Linked DNA regions of Homo sapiens: all the other regions are linked to region 2. The links are chromatin contacts, found by Hi-C or POLR2A ChIA-PET in ENCODE. All regions are on one chromosome and are shown on one strand. Each heading gives the region's core, a stretch centred on a gene start or an enhancer-like site at or near the end of the contact. The rest is flanking DNA. Distances are from core to core; before and after follow the strand shown. Region 1 overlaps TRAPPC10 (trafficking protein particle complex subunit 10). Region 2 holds the start of PFKL (phosphofructokinase, liver type). Region 3 holds the start of LRRC3 (leucine rich repeat containing 3).

What was found. Hi-C counts contacts between places; a loop is a spot of excess contacts on that map. ChIA-PET counts read pairs that join two places held with the same protein, here RNA polymerase II (POLR2A). Pooled maps may share reads with other maps.
Region 1: a loop to region 2 is called in a pooled map, with 3 times the contacts of the local background. The contact joins the enhancer-like site here to the promoter of PFKL in region 2. A Hi-C loop is called at or near these places in 3 of 168 maps with a recorded cell type or tissue (CD8-positive, alpha-beta T cell and breast epithelium) and 9 of 50 pooled maps. POLR2A ChIA-PET finds 5 or more read pairs at or near these places in 2 of 52 experiments (activated B cell and naive thymus-derived CD4-positive, alpha-beta T cell).
Region 3: a map of sigmoid colon shows a loop between it and region 2 (7-fold over the local background). The contact joins the promoter of LRRC3 here to the promoter of PFKL in region 2. A Hi-C loop is called at or near these places in 2 of 168 maps with a recorded cell type or tissue (naive thymus-derived CD4-positive, alpha-beta T cell and sigmoid colon), 5 of 37 single-sample maps with no recorded cell type and 12 of 50 pooled maps. POLR2A ChIA-PET finds 5 or more read pairs at or near these places in 3 of 52 experiments (B cell, CD8-positive, alpha-beta memory T cell and HepG2).

What each region holds. Positions count from the first base shown.
Region 1 is chr21:44,087,783-44,092,507 of GRCh38, reverse strand. It overlaps TRAPPC10 (trafficking protein particle complex subunit 10), which reads right to left. Exons shown (of 23, transcript NM_003274.5): 17 at 4,580-4,725; 18 at 2,575-2,675; 19 at 459-585. Among named protein-coding and RNA genes, the nearest start is that of PWP2, 17 kb to the left of the region's middle. Within about 2 kb of position 2,932, at least 9 of the 41 ENCODE cell types and tissues checked have a DNase peak (open chromatin) inside an H3K27ac peak, as active enhancers do; they include CD8-positive, alpha-beta T cell, where a contact is called at or near this core.
Region 2 is chr21:44,298,387-44,303,006 of GRCh38, reverse strand. PFKL (phosphofructokinase, liver type) reads right to left here and starts at 2,954. Exons shown (of 22, transcript NM_002626.6): 1 at 2,817-2,954. The coding sequence starts at 2,901. AIRE (autoimmune regulator) reads right to left here. Exons shown (of 14, transcript NM_000383.4): 14 at 4,359-4,620. RefSeq lists enhancers at 789-928, 4,499-4,608 and silencers at 2,262-2,711, 2,732-3,401.
Region 3 is chr21:44,453,720-44,458,041 of GRCh38, reverse strand. LRRC3 (leucine rich repeat containing 3) reads right to left here and starts at 2,532. Exons shown (of 2, transcript NM_030891.6): 1 at 2,387-2,532; 2 at 1-1,544. The coding sequence starts at 1,397. The coding sequence ends at 624. LRRC3-DT (LRRC3 divergent transcript) reads left to right here and starts at 2,758. Exons shown (of 4, transcript NR_047476.1): 1 at 2,758-2,798; 2 at 2,990-3,065. RefSeq lists silencers at 2,174-2,603, 2,692-2,871 and an enhancer at 3,035-3,535.

The DNA.
Region 1 (4,725 bases), core at 1,683-4,182, 210 kb after region 2:
AAAGCAAGTTCAAGATTCATCCAGGCAGCGAGCCATAAACAGAAAAAGCAAGGTCCAGATGCAGGCACAAGCATGGCTCTTTTACAAAGGCACCAAGGTGTCGGGCACCATCGCTCTGGCACTGGCAGGCATCAGGCTCTGGGCAGAGTGGAGCAGTGCCCATGCAATCAACAGTGCGTTCAAACAGAAGCTTGGATCTGCACACGTCTACGCATAGAGTGGGACCAGTTTCAGATTTAATTCTTCTAAAAAGAAGAATTCATCCATCCAGCCACCCGCTTACTCAGGAGCAAGCCTCGATCCAGCCTCAGGGCAGCCGGAGGAGCTGCACAGGAGCCTTTACTCATCAGCAGTGCAGCTGTTCTATCTAAAGGCTCAGTCGCAACACATACTACATCATTTCCGTACACTCTGGTTCTCTGTTGAGAAGTTTATGCTCAGGTCTACACAATGTTTACCTGCTGGGACTGCGTGTTCAGTGGTACTAGTTGCAGGTCGGTACTATCACCGGTATCTACAAGATAACTATCTGACAGCTGAAAGTCAAGTTCTGACAAATTCTGGACACAAACTTGAACATATTTCCTAAAGTGGAAAAACAAAAAGTATTATTTTGATATGTAAGAACTTTATTAAATATATCTTAGCTTTGTTAAGGAGACCCTCTCTGCCTGGGGAATCAAAAAAGCAACAAAGCAAAGTAAGCTAAGTTGTTGCATAAGTTTCCCTTCAGATTTCACACCGAAAAGTGCCAGAAAATAAACCTTTTTGGCCGGGCACGGTGGCTCACGCCTGTAATCCCAGCACTTTGGGAGGCCGAGGTGGGCAGATTATGAGGTCAGGAGATTGAGACCATCCTGGCCAACATGGTGAAACCCCATCTCTACTAAAAATATAAAAATTAGCCAGACGTGGTGGCACGTGTCTGTAATCCCAGCTGCTCGGGAGGCTGAGGCACGAGCATTGCTTGAACCTGGGAGGTGGAGGTTGCAGTGAGCTGAGATCACGCCACTGCACTCCAGCCTGGTGACAGGGCGAGACTCCATCTCAAAAAAATAACAAATAAAAATAAATAAAAAAAGTTTTTAAAGAGGCAAGTTCTGTGAGGCAATGGAAGAAAGAATATAGTTTCTGACCAGCCTTATTAAGTGATCATGGCTGGTCACCCTCACTGGCCTTTGGGGAGCCACGGGGAGACAGCAGCAGCCCTCCTCATTACAGGTGAAGACTCTCCATTGAGAGATGATAGGCGGGGCTTATATCCATTTCCATTACATGCAAAACTTTGAAAATATTAATAATAGTTACTATTTTTTGAGACAGAGTCTTGCTCTTGTCGCCCAGGCTGGGGTGCAATGGCACGATCTCAGCTCACTGCAACCTCTGCCTCCCAGGTTCAAGTGATTCTCCTGCCTCAGCCTCCCGAGTAGCTGGGATTACAGGCGCCCGCCACCATGCCCGGCTAATTTTTGTATTTTTAGTAGAGACGGGGTTTCACTATGTTGGTCAGGCTGGTCTTGAACTCCCGACCTCGTGATCCGCCTGCCTCGGCCTCCCAAAGTGCTGGGATTACAGGCATGAGCCACCACGCCCGGCTGAAAAATAATTTTTTAATAAGGTTCTTTTAGAGATTATTGATGTTTTTAACTATTAATATCTACAGTTCCCTTTGCTGTGATTTGAAGGGGAAAAAAGCTGCTAGTATAATGTTCCATTCTAAACATGGGTCTGACGTTTTTGTTTCCAAATTATCCACACATCATCAATGGATAAAAAGTTGTGGTGAGAGGCCAGGCTAGCATCCCGAGCCCATTGATCAACGCTAGCACCGTCACTAAGGTAGGACACCTGGACACCGTGGGCCTCCCGGTGCAGTCAACAGGAAGCACACAGCCCCGCCTGCCTCAAAGCAGAACTGGAGTCTACTCAAGCCTTTAGGGCAGCTGTTTTCCACTGGGGCACGTCCGCCCCACCCAGAGGACACTGGGCAGTGTCTACAGACATCTGTGGCTGCCACACCTGCAGGTGGGGAGTGCTACTGGCATCTCATGGGAGAGCCTGGGGTGCTGCTCAACACCCTACAGCACACAGGAAAGCCCCTACAACAGAGTTATCTAGCCCAAAATGTCACTAATGCTGAGCTTAAAAGCTCCTGTTCTAGAGGTTGCAGGCAATTGACAAGAAATACAGGGACAGGAGAACTAGTTAACAAATCCAGCCAGATCCAGAAAGGCGGGCGTCCAGAGGAAACCTGGCCTGCAAGTGAACAAGTCGATGGCTTGAAAACAGGGAAGAAAGGATGAACAGAGATCTAGTGGTCTGATGGAGATTTTGGACCCCAAGTCACACAAAGCAACCATAAAAGGTCATTTTCAGACAGTTGGGAAAACCTGAATATGAACTGGATGTCACAGGACACCAGGGAATTGTGGATTTTAAGACACAAACAATGGCCTTGTGGTCACATAAGAAGACATCCTTGGTCACCACGAAGGCCAGTTTTGAACATTAGGAACCTCCACTTAGAAGAGTCTGGGGAAAGAAGCCAGGGCCCGCACGCTACGCCTCCGTTACCGTGTTCCTGAGGACAGGAGGCTGTGTGTGGTCCTGAAGGGTACGCTGAAGGTCAGTGCGATGACTGTGGAGTAGATGGACCACGGGCAGTCAATCGACACCTGAGGAGGAAGCACAAAGACACTCTCAGACCACTCGCCGACGGACAGCACAGCCACCACCACTGCTGCCCAGACTCACCTGCAGTGCCCGCCCACGCCCTAGACATTTTATTATGGCTTCAACCACTCATTATCCAGGAAGCAAAGCCTTACCCAACACATACACAAACCAACGAGAAACAGGAAGCTATGCATACAGACAAGAGAAACGAACGCAGAACTGGCAAGACATGCACACATCACCAGAGTCACCTCAACGGCGGAAGAGCACAGCCGTCCTCTAAGCAGCAGACCCACCTGCTGCTCCCATACACGCAGGGCCGCGGAGCCATGCATGTTGCAATGTGCACAGGGTTTTGACAAAGTGCTTTCAGTCATGTATTTCCAGATGACATTAGCCAATCAGTAACTACTCCATAGTTAATGAATTATCTAAGCATTTAATCCATGTGAGGCTGAATATGTAACTGAAAACCAAATCAGTTTAGGGGCACAGTGAGGACAAAGCTATTACATCCCTTAAGGGCAGGAAGGAAGCAAGTCTCAAGCCTTATTCCCCACAGGGAAGAGGTGAATACCCCAGCACACAGCGTGCGTGCCGCCAGTGCCAGGGAAGAGAGGATAACACGGCACATAGCACAGGTGCCACCAGCGCCAGGGAAGAGAGGATAACACAGCACACAGCACAGGTGCCACCAGCGCCAGGGAAGAGAGGATAACACGGCACATAGCACAGGTGCCACCAGCGCCAGGGAAGAGAGGATAACACGGCACATAGCACAGGTGCCACCAGCGCCAGGGAAGAGCGGGGTAACACGGCACACAGCACAGGTGCCGCCAGTGCCAGGGAAAAGAGGATAACACGGCACACAGCACAGGTGCCGCCAGCGCCAGAGAAGAGTGGGATAACACGGCACACAGCACAGGTGCCGCCAGCGCCAGGGAAGAGAGGATAACACGGCACATAGCACAGGTGCCGCCAGTGTCAGGGAAGAGTGGGATAACATGGCACACAGCACAGGTGCCGCCAGCGCCAGGGAAGAGTGGGATAACACGGCACACAGCACAGGTGCCACCAGCGCCAGGGAAGAGCGGGATAACACGGCACATAGCACAGGTGCCACCAGTGCTGCGCGCTCCTGCTGAGCTAAGCGCCACCTTCGTGAATGGTGAACGTCTGTGTGAGTTAAGGGAAAGACACTTCCTCAGGTTCTTCAAAAGCTGAACATTACAACATTCGTCTTCAGGCGTGGACTTGTCTGGTGACTCCGTGCTTTGGAAAGACGGCATGCCTTGCCCTTTGCCCCCGCTGCTCTTGGGCGTATACTGCGGCCCCTGGGCTGTTTCAGGGCCCTCAGGATTGATTTCTGGGCTACGAGACTTGGGCACACCCTGAGTAACATGATGCAGCGACACATTCCATGAGCTGATATCCTGTGGCTCTGGGACCGAAATCACATCTTTCTCAAGTAACTGTCAGTAAGTACCAGCACCAAAGCCTAAAATGAGACAGCTCCTCCGTGGCTGAGCTTATGAGTTTCAGTGGACAGACACCGAGGCACACACGACACAGACCTCCTCTGGCCTCGTCACCGGTCTAATGGACATGACCCAAGTTTTACGCCCCTCATGCCTAAGCCGGCCCTAACCTCTTACAGCAAACTCCCTGGCCCCTGGAACTGAGAGGGAAAGGTAGAGCTGGCTTGTCTCTGCCCTTGCAAAAAATGCACCCCTTATCTAAGAAAGGGTGATTCACAGACAGACAGAACTGCTAAACACATGCCCAGGGCATCGGGAATCAGAAGGAGCCAGGCTAACAGCAGGCATCGCTACATCGCCTTTCCCAGCAGGCAGGCGGGCGGCGGACGCCCCACAAGCTAAGCTCCTCCACTGTCCCTACTCACTTTGTGGTCTGTGGTAACCATGCAGCGGCCAGTTCTCTGTTTGTCCTTATGCTTCCTGTGGGGCTCTGCCATCCCCAGCATGTCACTCTCCCCTCCGAGTGCTGGGGCTGAAGGTAAAGAGAGAACTTCCAGTTCAAATTCGATCA
Region 2 (4,620 bases), core at 1,705-4,204:
CCAGCCTCAGCCTCCCAAAGTGCTGGAATTACAGGCGTGAGCCACCGCGCCCGGCCTGTTTCAAGTCTTCTAGCTACCTTTGCACAGGTTATTGTGCAAATAGATATCCTTGAACAACGCCCTCCCCTGCTCAACAGCACCAACCCCTGGCCAACAGGAAAGGCGTGACCCAGAGCCACACAGGACAGGACTTGTGGGCTGGCTGGAAGGAACTTGCAAGGTGGCCTGTCTTGTCCCCAACCCCCTTTCACAGAAGGGGAAATCAAGGCCCGAGAAGTCCCAGGACTGGGCAACACTGGCAGGATGGTGAGGCTGGCTGTTCCATACATCCAACAAACGCAGACTTCAGCATTGGGGCAGAAAGTGCCTCCCAGTCCCCACTCTCCTGCTGCCCGGCTGACATAGAGGGCAAAGAGAAGGGCACACTATGCCACAGGCTTCCCCTCGGCCAGGGTCAGCCTTTCTAGGAAGGCAGTGGGGCCCCGAGAAGGAAAACAGAGCACCCACCATGGGGAGCCACACGGCAGCAGCAGTGGTGGCCTGGGAGAGCCCTGCAGACTGCTTTTCCGAACTCATGAAACAGGACTCTGGTTCTGCCCAGAATGTCAGTTCCTCCCATCCTACTCGCCCCAGATCATCCTCCATGAATCAGCCCCAGCCCTGAACTGGGGAAGTGTGTGGAGTCCTCCTCCCTTGCAGAAAACCACCTGTTCCCTGTCCACGCATGGGAGCTCACATACAGAGACGCTGCAGCTGCACGGGGCTTGGGAAGGGAGGACATTTGCAGAGGAAGGCACAGGCCCAACTGGGATGCCATGATCGGCCAGCAGGTGCACTGTGGGCACCCTCCCAGCTGCAGCCAGGAAGCGCTGCCCACTCCATATCAGGCACTGGGGCCAGGCTGAGCAGTTGGAACCCCCAGCTCAGACAGAGATGGGAGGCCCACCCAGCCGGCCTGTCCACAGGGCCAGGAGGGGCATCCCATCTCCAGATCCTCCACCAGCATCCAGAACCGCCTGTCACCCTGGGTGCCCCTCCCCGCTGGCCCAAGAACCACCTGCCAGGCTGGCCCTTCAGCAACCTCCAGCGAGCCCCCCTTCTCTGTTTAGTCTGTGCATGGGGTGGCAGGGGGTGGGGGGGGCACGTGCCACCCCAGGCTCTCAACTTTCCCAACCCTCCACTGCTGATGCTCCCACTTTGCAAACAAGGAAGCTGGTTGGGGACCCTCTGTGTTTCAGGGAACCACAGGTGGGCTTTGGGGCTTCACCAGCCTCACCAAGAAAGCGCCTCCCTGGTGGGCAGGCGGGCTGGCCCCACAGCAACCTGTCTGCCCTCCAGACTCGGGGCCTTTCTTGTCTAATCTCATGGGATGGAGCTTCCCGAGTTCACCCTCCAAGGCCACGGGCCTCCTCTCCCACCTGGGCCCACAACCCACCAGGCCACCCAAAGTGCTGGAATTACAGGTGTGAGCCACCGCACCCGGCCTGCTTCAAGTCTTCTAGCTACCTTTGCACAGGTTATTGTGCAAAAAGACATCCTTGAACAACGCCCTCCCCTCTCGACAACACGGACCCCTGGCCCACAGGAAAGGCGTGACCCAGAGCCACACAGGACAGGACTTGTGGAGCCACACTGGCTCCAGGACACTGCCAGTAGCCGGCAACAAGCAGCAGCTCCCGCTCTTGCCACAGCTGTGAAAAGGGCGGGTGGGCAGCCACCACAGGCCTGGCTCAGCCAGGTCTGAAGGAGCCCCCTCTGCAGGCCGGGGTTCAGACAGTGACACCCACGAGCCACTCCTGCCTCCCTGGCTTGGTCCCACTCAAGGCCGGCTTCCTTCTCGCCTCTTCCTGGCTTCCAGATAGGGAAAAGGAGGGTCAGGTGCCTGAAGCTGGGTGGGGGTGTGTGTCCGCATTTTCTCAACCATTTTCTGAACTCTAAAAGACAGACCAGACCCCGCTGCACAGCCTTGGGGTGCTGGCTGGGCCCCTTCCCAACCCAGCACCTCACTTCTGGTCTCCTAAATCCTCTCCTCTCTCCTCCTGAGGGGTAGGGTAGGTGGCGTCCTGTGCCACAGGTGCCACACTGGACATGTCAGGCCAGAGACACTGGAGGCCGGCAGTGGGCAGGACCAGGCCTCCGGGAGGGAGCGTGCGAGGACACCACGCCCTCAGGCCGGACCCCCACCCAGCTCTGCCAAGTCCCAGTCCCCACCACCTGAGGCCTCCCCAGTACCCCTGCGAAAAGGGTGACAACTGGGCTTTGCTCAATGCCCCGGGCAGCCCATCTCCCCACCGCCCTCTTCCCCAGCTAGACCCACAAGGAAGGCGGCCGCGAGGGCCCCGAGGAGGAGGCGCGGTCCGGGAGTGAGTCCGCCCCCGCCCAGCCGGGAGGAGGTCCCGGAAGCCCGCAGCCTGGCGCCGGCCCTCGGGAGGCACCGGGTCCCCGGGTCGCTTCAGAACCAGGAAGGGCCAGGCTCTGGGGGTGGCGGGACCGGCGCCCTCCGCTCGCGTGGCCTCGGGGACTCCTCGGGAGGTCCTGCCCCGCGGCCCAGAGTCGGACACACCCCCGGGGCAGGGCGCGGGCGGCGCCAAGACCCAGGCGGAGGCCGAGAACGTGGCCGGCCGCACGTAGGCCGGAGACCGCGCCGGGGAAGAGCGGGGGACAGACCCGGGGCAGGAGGCCGGGGCGGGAGGCCGGGGCGGGAGGCCGGGCCGGCCCGAGACCCGGGTCCCGGGGCTCGGCGGGCGCTCCGGAGAGGCCAGGGCGGAGGCGCCCTCCACCCCCTGCGCCGCGACGCGGCCGGGACCCCCGCCCACCTTGCGCGTCGCCGCCGCTGGTCAGGACGCCGATGGCCTTGCCCGCGCCCGACGCCCGCAGCTTCTCCAGGTCCACCGCGGCCATGGCGGCGGCCGAAACACGGGCCCAGCTCGCACTCCCGCCGCCTGCGCCGCGTCGCCGTCCCCGCCCCGCCCCGCGCGCGCCTTCCGCCCGCCCCGCCCCGGGCCCGCCCCCGGCGCCTCCTCGCAGGACGGACCCTGGACGGAGCAGGGATCCTGCGCCCTCGGCCCGCCGGGGCCACCTTCCCGCTGTGCGTTTCTAAACCTGTGCAATGTCACGCGGGCCCTGAGCAGTGAGACCCCCCCCTCCACCCCGGTGGTCTCGAGGATGTGGCCGGGGACCAGGGCGGGGCTGGCCCCAGTGCGGCCGCACGCGCCCCTTCGCCAGCGCCGAGGCCCCGGTGGCACGTCTGGCCCGGCTTCGCTTCTCCGGAGGTTCCTTGCTGTCGGCCGCAGCCACCGCCCCTCCCTGCCCCCCAGGGGCCCTCAGGGCGCCTTCAGGCCTCAGCAGAGCGAAACCCAAACGAGGCGCTGGCGGAAAGCAGCCAGCACTCCTCCCTCCCTCTCCCTCCTTTCCTCCCCTCCTCCCTCACTTTTGCTGGGCCCTTGGGGAAGTCTTGGTTCCCCGGGCCCTGGGGGTGCAGAGCCGGTGTTCGGGAGAGCCGCCTCGTGACCGCACGGTGTGTTCGGTTTGTGAAAGCTCAGCGGGCTGATCGCTAGGATTTGAGCATTTTTCTCTACATATACGGTGGAAATGGTGGCTGTGAATATCAACTACTCCTTATTTAATTGTGAAATGTTAGAAAACACACCGAGAGACTGCGCAAGCACATATGCGTGGGCTAAAAGGCGCTAAGAAGACACCTGTGTCTACCCCTGAGGCATCCTTGTGCTGACATTTTGGGTCATTATTCTCTCCCTTTTCTTACAGCTTCATCACGTGTGTGTGTGTGTGTGTGTGTGTGTGTGTGTAAATTCTTAAACGTACATGGTTTAGCCACAATGAGGTACCACCTCATACCCATTAGGATGGCTACTATAAAAGAAAAACACAGGCTGGGCGCAGTGGCTCACGCCCATAATCCCAGAACTTTGGGAGGCCCGTGGGGTGGGGGGGGGGGGGGGGGGTGGATCACCTGAGGTCTGAGGTCAGGAGTTCGAGACCAGCCCAGCCAACATGGTGAAACCCCGTCTCTACTAAAAATACAAAAATTAGCCGGGCATGGTGGTGTGCGCCTGTAATCCCAGCTATGCAGGAGGCTGAGGCAGGAGAATCACTTGAAGCCAGGAGGCAGAGGTTGCAGTGAGTGGAGACTGCGCCATTGCACTGCAGCCTGGGCAGCAAGAGCGAAACTCCGTCTCAAAAAAAGAAGAAAAGAAAAGAAAGAAAAATGCAGAAAATAGTAATTGTTTCAAGGATATGGGGAGGCTGGAACCCTCATGCAGTGTTGGTGGGGATGTGAAATGGTGTAGCTGCTGTGGAAAACAGGATGGCAGTTCTTCAAAAAATTAAAAATATAATTACCATGTGATCCAGCGATTTTACTCAAAGACTCACACAGATATTTGCACACACATATTCATAGCAGCATTACTCACAACAGCCAAAAGGTGGAAGCACCCAGGTGTCTGCTGAGGAAAGCATAGATGAACACAATGCAGTCCATCCATGTGCTGGAATATTACTCAGCCTTAAAAAAGGAAGCAGATTTCGGCACATGCTACAACATGGATGAACCTTGGGGCCACCATGCTGAGTAAAATAAGACAGACACAAAAGGAC
Region 3 (4,322 bases), core at 1,283-3,782, 160 kb before region 2:
TGAGAATAAAAAAGGGTAGGACAGTTTGTTTGAGCTACACATCCCACTTAGCTCTCTAGAAAAACCTGGTCTCTGTTACTTTGCTCTGGAAACAGGGCTTACGTTCCAATGTACTTCGAACACTGGAACAAGGCTCATGTTTACCTACAATGCACTTTGTAAGTAAACAAGGGCAAGTCAGCTCCTCAGCACAGGACTTATCAGCGCCTTCAGCGGGTGAACCTGCACCCAAGCTCCCTCTGGTGAACCCTCTCGCTTGCAGAGCACCCCCTTAGTCCTCTGAGTGCATATCCACAGCCTGCAGGGCCCCGTGTGGGAGAGGCTGGCATGGTGGAAGGAGGCGGAATGTCACGATGGACAGCCCGGGTTGAAGTTCCACTGGGATAATTTCCTGATGGTATCGTCACGGGCAGTCATTCCGTTCCTCTAAGCTTCAGGTTCCTCATCCGTCACACGGATGTGTGGCAAAACCACCCAGCCTGGAGGTGCTGCTGTGCCTGAGTGCAACAGTGGGGAGCACACATGGCTGTGACACCTGCCTCAGGGAAGAGCAAAAGCAGCATCAGTCACCACCTACTACAAAAGTGACAGCAGCCACCGGCGGGGGTCTGCCGGAACAGGCGCTAGGGCCCCGGGCCGATGGGGTCCTTGGAGGCGGGGGCGCTGGGCAGAGACTTCAGGTACTCCAGGTGCCTCCGGGCATCCTCCTGGTTGTGGCGCACATAGTACACGACGTAGGCGATCACCATGGCGAACCAGCCGAACATGGTGACCAGCATGGCCACGTCTGTGGTCCTGTGGGGGACGCTGCAGAGGCTGGCACCCGCATCCAGAGCCTGAACCAGAGGCTTCCCCACAAACTCCTCCTGCACTGAGGTGTGGCAGGCGATCTCGTCCACAGAGTCGGGGTCCAGCTTCAGCTCCCACAGGGCCTCCTGCAGGGCGCACTCGCAGTGCAGGGGGTTGTGGGACAGGCGTATCTTGGCGCTGAGTTTGCCCAGGGCGTCCTTGGGGATCCTCTGGATGCGGTTGTAAGACAGGTCCAGCAGCCGCAGGCCCCCGGCCAGGCCCGCGAAGGTGGCGGAGCCGATGGCCTCGATGGCGTTGTGAGACAGATCCAGCTCCCTGAGCCGGTGCAGGTGCTGGAAGGCCCCGTCCGGGAGGTGGGAGATCTTGTTGGCATCGAGCTTCAGGAGCACGGTGTTGGCCGGGATGTCCTCGGGGACCTCCTGAAGGCCCCGCAAGCTGCAGAAGACAGCCACAGCCCCTGCGTGGTCAGGGCACCGGCAGGGCTGTGGGCAGGCGGCGCCCAGGTGCAGGCAGAAGAGGAGGAAGAGACAAGACTCCCGGGTGGAGACCAGCAGGAGCGAGGGGCGAGGTGGGCGCACGGTGCCCATCCTGACCTGACCTGGGGACGGGGACACGCGAGCCTCTGCTAGGGCCTGGGGATGGAGCTGGTTTCCGCAGGCAAGGCCTTATCCAACCAGACATGAAACCGCCATCCTGCCCCGCTGGGAGAAGCAGTGCAGTCCACTCTGGCAGCTCTGAAAGGGAAGACGCAGGAGGGAGCGGAGAGGGAGGGAGGGTGGTCAGCACTGCCGGCTGCGGTCACCTGGGAAACGCGTCCACTGGTGGGGAGGGTGTTGAGGGCCCACTGAAGGGTCTGGGGTGGGGAGCACGCCTCCTTAAACAGCTCTGCCTGTAACTTACTTCTGGAGACTCCCAATGCGCCCGGGAGGAGCGTCCCACAAGTGCAGGGAGCTGGCACTGCCAGGGGGCTCCGCATGGCCCAGTGGGTGGTCACTGCGGCCACCCCTGGCCACCTACAGCACCGCTGGGGACCAAAGGCCGGGCGGCGGAGTGGCGGCGGCTTGGACCACCCAGCCCCTCCCTCCTCAGGGTGGACGCCAGGAGGACGGTGACGGCTGCAGCTTCTCCCGAACCTGGAGCGCGGGTCAAGCTGGGCACGTGGCCGGGCACCAGCGGGCGCTCGCGCGCCAGGGGCTACTCCAGCAGCCAACGCCTGGCTGACTCCGACAACCCCTAAAAACTGTCATAACCCAGCAAGCCCTTCCCTGCCAGCCCTAAAGGAGCCGCGGCTCGCACCGGGCACAGAACCGCGCCTTTTCTTTCAACTGCCTGAAGAAGGAAACCGAGAAAACAGAGAAGCCAAGCCCTGTGCGCGCGGCCCGCGCTGGGCGTGGACGGCGGGGCCGCGCGCGGAGCCGGCCGGGAGAGGCTCGGACCCCCAGGACCTCCAGCCTTTAGACCCTCCGGCCCTAGGACCCCCGGAACCTGGGACCCCCGAGACCCCAGCACTCGCGGCGGGGGGATGGTCATGGGGTGGGTGGGAATCCACGCTCCCAGGGCTGGGCGGGGGCTTTACCTGCGCGGCGGCGGCCGGAGGCTGCTCTGCGCGCCGCTCCCGGGCCTCTCGGAGCCCGCCAGACCCAGCTCCACGCCTGGCGCGGCGGCCACCCCGCTGCCCCTGCGACCGCGCCCGCGACCACTAGCTGGGGAGGCCGCGACTCCGGCCTGCGCGGGCGAGGGGCGGGGTGGGGCGGGGCCTGGAGGGGGCGGGGCGAAAGGCGGAGACAGGCTGTGTCGATTCCCCGCGGGGGCGGGGAAGGGGCGGGGCATGTAAGGAGACCGGAACGGGATTTGTGGTTAGGCGGGGGCGGGGCTTGAGGGCGGGTTCTGCGGCAGGGCGGGGCCTGGAAGAGATGGGGGAGGGGCATGGGAGGGGCATGGGAGGGGCCGGTGGTGCGGCTTTAGATGGAGCTGGTACTAAGACCCAGGTCGCAGGGGCTGTGGGCGGGTTGTGGGAGTAATTGTGGCATGCTGGGGGCGTGGTTGTGGGGCTGAGGACGAGGTGGTGGGGGCTGAGGGCGTGGTTATGGGTGGGGGCGGGGTCTGCGCGCCGGGAGGGGCTGTGGGTCCAGCCCCTGCCCCTCACTCTGGGCAAATCCCCTCTTCCCTCTGGCATCAGGACTTCTGGGGCTTGAAGACCCTGGGTCTGCGGGAAGCCCCTGCTGAGCGTCCCTCGCCTACCCCGTGGCCAGTGGGTGAGTAGGGCTAGATCTCCGCCCATCTAGGTCCCCTTCTGCTCCAGCTCCAGCGTCTGACATCCCAAGGAAGGAACGCAGGGTGGGGGCATTTGAGCCGGACCTGAGCCATCCTCATGGTTTTCAAAAAGTAGCCTTATTGTGGTGTAATTGACAGACGGTAAGCCACATATTTCAATTTGGTACGTTTTAACACTCGGATACTCCTGTGAAACCATCACCACAATCAGCATAGTGAACACCCCGGGTTCCCTCTTGGTCATCTCTCCCTGCCCTCCCTCATCCCCAGGCAAGCACTGATCTGCATTCTGTCACTACTGATTACTTTGCATTTCCTATGATTTGCACAAATGGAATCATATAATATGTACTTTTTGTGTAGCTTCTTTCACTCAGCACAATTATTTTTGAGATTTGCCTGCGTCATTTGGTTTGTCAATGCGTATTTCTTTTACAGCTGCATGGTACTCCAGTGTATGAATGTACCACAGTTTGTGTCCATTCACCTGCTGGTGGGCATTTGGGTTGTTTCTGGTGTTGGCTCTTACAGATAAAGCTGATCCGAACATTGTGCACAAGTCTTTGGATGAATGCTTTTCTTTCTCTTGAATAGATGTCTAGGAGTGGAGTGGCTGGATGCCACGGTAGCCATATGTGAAACTTTTTAAGAAACTGCCAAAGCGATTGTATGGTTTTACATTCCACATCCTCCCCAGCACTTGGTATGGTTTGTCTTTTTAATTTCAAATACTCTAATAGGTGTGTGGTGATAGATGGAACTGTGGTTTTAATTTGCGTTTCCCTGTTGGCCAATGATGTTGAGCATCATTTCATCTGTTTATTCTCCATCTCCTGTAGTAAGCGTTGAGTTCAAATCTTTTACTCACTTTTAATTGGGTTGTTTATTTTCTTATTATTGAGTTTGGGAGTTTGTTGCATATTCTGGATACAAGTCCTTTATCAGATATGTGATCTGTAAATGCTTTCTCCAAGCCTTTGGATTGTGTGTTCATTCTCTTAACAGTTTTTCAAAGAGCAGAATTTTTTAATTTTGAGGAAATCCAATTTATGTTTTTCTTTTATGGATCCTGCTTTTGGTGTCATATATAAGAAATCTTTGCCTCACCCAAAGTCACAAGGGTTTTAGAGTTTTAAAGGTTTGCATTTGGGTCTATTACCTATTTTAAGTTTATTTGGGTTTATAGTATGAGATATGATTCAATGTTTATTTTTTGTGTATGTGGATAATCAGTTTTT